Linked DNA regions of Homo sapiens: region 2 is linked to region 1. Evidence: chromatin loops called from intact Hi-C (ENCODE). Cell type or tissue: ascending aorta. All regions are shown on one strand. Links, peaks and the distances in the headings refer to the core of each region. The heading gives the core; the rest is flanking DNA.

Region 1 (2,919 bases), core at 184-2,683:
TTTTCAAACTGGAGCAGAGTCGTCTAGCTCAGTTTTGCCTGTAATTATCTTTCTCTCTAAGGCAGCATCTGTACCATACCTTGCTTCCCACGTCCATTTCCATCCACTAGGGCAACACGGGCCCCATGCTTGTTTGTCAGAGGTTCGCTCTGTGGGGCGTCATGTCACGTGGAGTTCTGGACAGGGCGAGGCCCCTGAGGCTCTGACTCTTCTCTGCCCACAGCCCTGGGCTCTCTGTGCCTCGGGGCCACGTGTCCTCATCCAGCCTCGCAGCCAGGAACTGGAAACTCCCTCAGATTAACATCAAGTTCAATGCCAAATTCCTGGGAAAAAGCCCAGGAAACCATGAGTGTCTCCCAGGGTCCTGAGACTGAACAAGAGTGACTCGCAGAGACCCGCTGTCTTTTGCTTCCACGCCCCCACCCCCAGGGCTTTCTTGGCACCCCAGGGATTTATCTCCATCTGACCTTATCTTTCACACAGTTGTTCTGACTCATACTCCTCTTGGTGTTTACAGATCCCTCCATGACATGTAGTATTTATTTTTTACACAGGTTGTTCTTTAACTTTAAATCTAATTTAAATTTAACTAGCCGTGTGGCCACCGTATTGGGCAGTGAGGGCTTAGGCAGTCTCACTCACTAGCTGCGATGTTCACACCTGCCCCAAGAAAATCTCATTTTTTAATGGAAAGAAGTTAACAATTAACAAGTTAATCTTGTTCAGGTACTCTGCTGAGTGCCACTGTATACGTTATCTCATTCAAAACTCACCTCAGCTTCGTGACTAAAGAAAGTGAGGTTTGTCAAAAATCTCACTTTTTGAAGTGAGTTAGTGATGAAGGTTGGATTTGAACTCAGATATATGTTGTATCTTTTTAAGTTAGGTTTTTTTGTTCTATTTTCCCAGGGTTGCCATATAGTATAGTAGTTAAGATCCGAGCTTTGGAGGCAGGTAGGTCAGTTCTGCAGATTAGTTACTTGTGGCCTTGGGTTAGTTATCCAACCTGTCTAAAGCATCCTTTCTTCATTTGCAAAGAGGAGATAAAACAAGTAGCTCCTTTACATATTATGTGTGTTATATAACATTCTAGGTGTATTTCATGATGTAATACTTATATGCAGAACTTAACAACAATTTAATATTATTGTTAGTTATATGTAAAAAGTCATTTCAAATCATTCTTTAATTTAATCATTAAAGGAGAATCCCAAGGGCCTCTACCCAGCCACAATTTCTTGAACTCCTTGGAGATGATGGTTAAGAAGAAAGCATAATGCTCTCTATCTCATTTGATAAAAATCTTCAACAAGGGAAAAAATCAAAGCCTCTCTTGGCTCTGAAAGCATTTTTTCAGTTGTTTAAAATTTATGATTCAAGGGTTGTTTGGTTTTGCCTGCCATAATAATCATGGGAGGGTGTAAGATTTCGCCATAATAATCATGGGAGGGTGTAAGATTTCAACAACTATCTGCCATGAAGGCAAACATTTTCCTGTGTGCCAGGCCCTGGCTGATCTTGACAAGACACAGAGCTTTGAGTCTCAAATCAAGAGGTCACTGGAGCTTTAGCAGTCACCTGCAGCCACTGGGAAACGTGGTCTCAGAGTCCTAGGATTGCTCTCAGGAGAAGAAATCTTAAAGATTAGTCTTTTCAATCCCCTCACCCCGAAAGCCAAGGATGCAAGCACGTAACATTTAAAAAAATATTTGGCCCTGTGTTACTGTTCTGTCAAATATCAGGCATTACCAGTATTTTACATTAATTCCATTATTTTTTTCCAGAAGATTGTATCACAGTTAGCTAGACATATATCCATGATGGTATAATCCTGTTGACTCCTATTAAATTCTGGGAAATTGCTGACTGTTCTTCAGAAAGCCAAGAGTATTTCTCATGTGAGGGTTTTCTAAACAAACTCAACTGAGATTTTCACAGTTCATGTGTCAGGTGGTTATGTGGAAGAGTGCAAGGATCAAATAGCCCACAATGCCTCAGACCGGCCCACAACATATGTAGCTTTGATATAACTCAAGGACAGTGGGACGCTGGCAGGGTGGCAAGGGACAGTCACTGTGCTATACAGTGTAAAAAATTTCAAAAGTCAAATTTCTCTTTTGTCAGTTTCAAAATGACTGGCTGACTCATGCTAGTTCAATGGGCTAAAAAAGCCACAAAAATCTCAAAACCGTTGCTGATTCAGAGCAAAATGATGGTCTACAGCCTTTCTAGAGATAGGGCTTAAATTTGTGGAACATGTCTATTATGATGGGCGATAATCTTGATCACATTTAACATTAAAAGTAGATTTATGAGTGATGATGTAAGAAGATGCTGAGCAGGAAGGAACTCTGAGACTGGAGCTTCAGATGCTTGAGGATGAAGTGAATGGTCCTTTCATCCTTGCCCAGAGTGTCTCTGTCCCTCTCTCCACATGGAGACAGGTGACAGTAAAAGAAAAGCCCTGAGGTTTGCTAGGAGCTGGGGTCAGGTGCATCCTAAGATCTACCTCTTCCTGTCACCTTCTGAACATTTTTTATTAGTGGAAACATTATTTTTCTTCCATACAATGAAGTCAGTATCTTCTTTATTTTTTATTTTATTTTATTTTTTGTGAGATGGAGTCTCGCTTTGTCATGCAGGCTGGAGTGCAGTGGCACAATCTCAGCTCACTGCAACCTCTGCCTCCCGGGTTCAAGTGATTCTCCTGCCTCAGCCTCCAGAGTAGCTGGTACTACAGGTGTGTGCCATCACGCCTGGCCGTAGAGATGGGTTTTCACCATGTTAGCCAGAATGGTCTTGATCTCCTGACCTCGTGATCCACTCGCCTAGGCCTCCCAAAGTGCTGGGATTACAGGCATGAGCCACCCCGCCCGGCCAAAGTCAGTATCTTAATTTAAAACCAGTGTTTGTGGTTCT
Region 2 (2,919 bases), core at 102-2,601, 150 kb before region 1:
AAACATGTTTACACTGTTTCATTTAATCCTAACAGTAACTCTGCAAGACAGGTGACTTCATCTCTGGCTGACAGAGGAGGTTATTCAAAGAGGAAGAGGTCAGACAGATGACCACGATCAAGCCCAGAGAACAGCAGAACCCCGTCTCTCGGGTGCCATAGACCTGGCCCATCCTGTCCTCAAGGGGCTGGATTAGCAGAGAGAAGGCACAGGTGACCAAATGGCCAAGAGCTATGACACGTTTCGCCCTGATTTCTGCCTGGCTGTGGTGGAGATCAGTGCTAATAGTTATGAGGAGGGAGAGAGGGATGAGAAGGTTTAATCTGAGTTGTGAGAGACAAGGAGAGTGGGAGAATCTGGCTGACCTTCATTATCTGCAAAGACAGGAAAGACTCCGATGGGGACACAAGGTGGTTCTGACTGAGGTCAGGCTGCCCTCAGGAAGGCCGGGGTAAGAAGTCCAGGAGCCGAAGTGGGAGAGTCCGGCTCCTCTGCTGGATGGAGGTGCCCTAAAGGGGGTCGCAGAGAGGCGGAACCTCATCAGATTTGCGATTCAGATTACTTTCTCTCTCTCTCTCTCTCTCTCTCTCTCTCTCTCTCTTTCTTTCTTTCTTTTTCTGGTGTCTTGCTCTGTCACCCAGGCTGGAGTGCAGTGGCGTGATCTCGGCTCACTGCAAGCTCCGCCTCCCGAGTTCAAGCCATTCTCCTGCCTCAGCCTCCCGAGTAGCTGGGACTACAGGGGCCCGCCACCACGCCCGGCTAATTTTTTTGCATTTCAGTAGAGACGGGGTTTCACCGTGTTAGCCAGGATGGTCTCTATCTCCTGACCTCGTGATCTGCCCGCCTCGGCCTCCCAAAGTGCTGGGATTACAGGCCTGAGCCACCGCGCCCGGCCCCAGAATACTTTTTCTAGCAACAGTCTGGAATGGTACTGATCCTGGAGACAGAATATGAAAAAGATCCTAGTTAAAATTGGAAAGAAAGATGAATGAATGTGGGGGTAAGGAACAGAGAAGAATTAAGGATGATCGCATTTCAGTGAAGAAGTGGAGAGGTTGATTGCAGAGGACTCAAAAAAAGCTCCATACGTAAATAAAGTAACATGATCAGATAATGTTTTGAAGAATTAACATATGTATTGTATTTTGATTCTGTGATTCTTCTCATCAGGGAGTTTGCCAGTGGCCCCAAGGGCCCAAGGGGAATTGCCAAGCCCATGTCATTCACTGCTGCAGAAAATCCCTGAAGACATAAGTGGTCCAGCAGTTTTTGCATCCAGGTCCTTTGATTGTGTTATTCCTTGTCACTTTGTCACAGTTTTCTCTGACTTAAATCAACCAGGAGAATAAATCAAACAGCAAGAGTAACCGACACAACGATTTCTGCCCAGCACAACCCACAGCTGGCTGAGTCTAGGTTCCATGGAGCGGGAGGGTGTGGGTGGCTAGCCATCCTTGTTACGCAATGGCAAGGTTGCTGGCTGAACGTCTTGTTGATGAGGTTTCTAATTTAAGGGGCCTGATAGAATGCTTATTTAGGATTTTGTAATGTGAGAAACAGACAAGTTTTGGTTACACTGGCGCTCGGCAGAGATAAGAAAATACACACGTGGTTCAATGCAGCCTTTCTTGTGGCTCTGGGGCCTGGTGCCCTTTCACAACTAACTTGCTGCCTCAGGACAGTGAGGCCATGTAAAAGCACCCCGTCCAGCTCACAGGAATCCCAGGAGGCTTTACAGTCACCATTTAGAGTTCTCCTTTGGGGTTAGTGACGGCATGAACGCCCACAGCTACGTACCAACTGAAGTCAGAGACGTGGTTTTACAGTGGAGCCAACTGACGTCGAGGTGGGCATTTCTCCAACATTGCCACCTCTGCTTGGTGCAGACAGGAGAAGCCATGTGGCAGCTGTCACAGATGACTGCAGTGGGAGTGTGGAAGGTGAGGACTTATAGGGGACTACCCAGGGAATGGTCCACATGACCCTTTGTGGGGCCTTACTAATGCCAGGACCTAAGGGGTACCATGTAGAGCTTTGTAAATTAAATATAAATAAAATAGGGTGGGTGCAGTAGCTCACGCCTGTAATCCTTATTCTTTGGGAAGCTGAGGTGGGAGGCTCACTTGAGCCCAGGAGTTTGAGATCAGCCTGGGCAACACAGGGAGACCCTATCTCTACAAAAAATACAAAAATGGGCTAGGCATGGTGGTGTGTACCTGTGGTCCCAGCCACTCAGGAGGCTGAGGTGGGTGGATTGCCTGAGCCCAGGAGGTTGACGCTGCAGTGAGCCATAATCATGTCACTGCACTCCAGCCTGGGTGACAGAGAGAGCTTGTCCCTAAAAATAAAAATAAAAATAAAAATAAAAATAAAATAAATAAATAAATAAAAGGAAAAGATACTGCCCTTTTGTAGGAACTGGTCATTCTGCATTCTTTTTCATCTGGAAACCTCATTTCTCTCCTTAAAGCTCATAGTTGCAAGGACAGAAGGACTGCGTTACCTATAGAATAAAATCTTCATGCCACAACACCTATGGCTTAAGGAACGAGTGTCCAAGAGAGCCACAGGAAAAACCAGGTTGGCATGAGATTGCAGTAGGCTTCATGAACAAGAAAGTTACAGCTACATCCAAAGGAGATTTTCTGGCTTCGCCCTCTAAAGCAGGCAATGAAACCCAGGGCTTAAACCCCAGGGCCAGTGACTCCACAGGGTGCAAAACCGCCTGGGCATGATGATTTATGGACCTGTCAAACACTCAGCAGCTTTCTGGTGTGTTTAGGGCACAGCATCTCAGAGTGCATAAGTCATTATTATGAATGCTGGGCTGGGGTGCGTGGGGACGGCTCTCAGGCCCCTCCATGGGCTCACAGGCCTTCTTTGTTGAGCCTGGCAGAGTCAATAGCAGTAAACTCTGAA

What was found. Peaks named below come from ENCODE experiments on the same cell type or tissue, not always from the same donor. Only the 100,000 strongest peaks of a DNase experiment are listed, where the experiment ranks them.
Region 2: a loop joins it to region 1, with 14 times the contacts of the local background. A loop is called at or near these places in 3 of 110 quality-filtered maps.

Annotation. Positions count from the first base shown.
Region 1 is chr18:11,323,259-11,326,177 of GRCh38, forward strand. It overlaps the pseudogene LOC100130329. Among named protein-coding and RNA genes, the nearest start is that of LINC01928, 130 kb to the right of the region's middle. In ascending aorta, for the core only: no CTCF peak of the experiment used is centred there; no DNase peak of the experiment used is centred there; H3K27ac peaks cover 375 bases.
Region 2 is chr18:11,177,581-11,180,499 of GRCh38, forward strand. No RefSeq gene overlaps it. Among named protein-coding and RNA genes, the nearest start is that of PIEZO2, 29 kb to the left of the region's middle. In ascending aorta, for the core only: no CTCF peak of the experiment used is centred there; DNase peaks (open chromatin) are centred at 1,631 and 1,711; H3K27ac peaks cover 2,500 bases.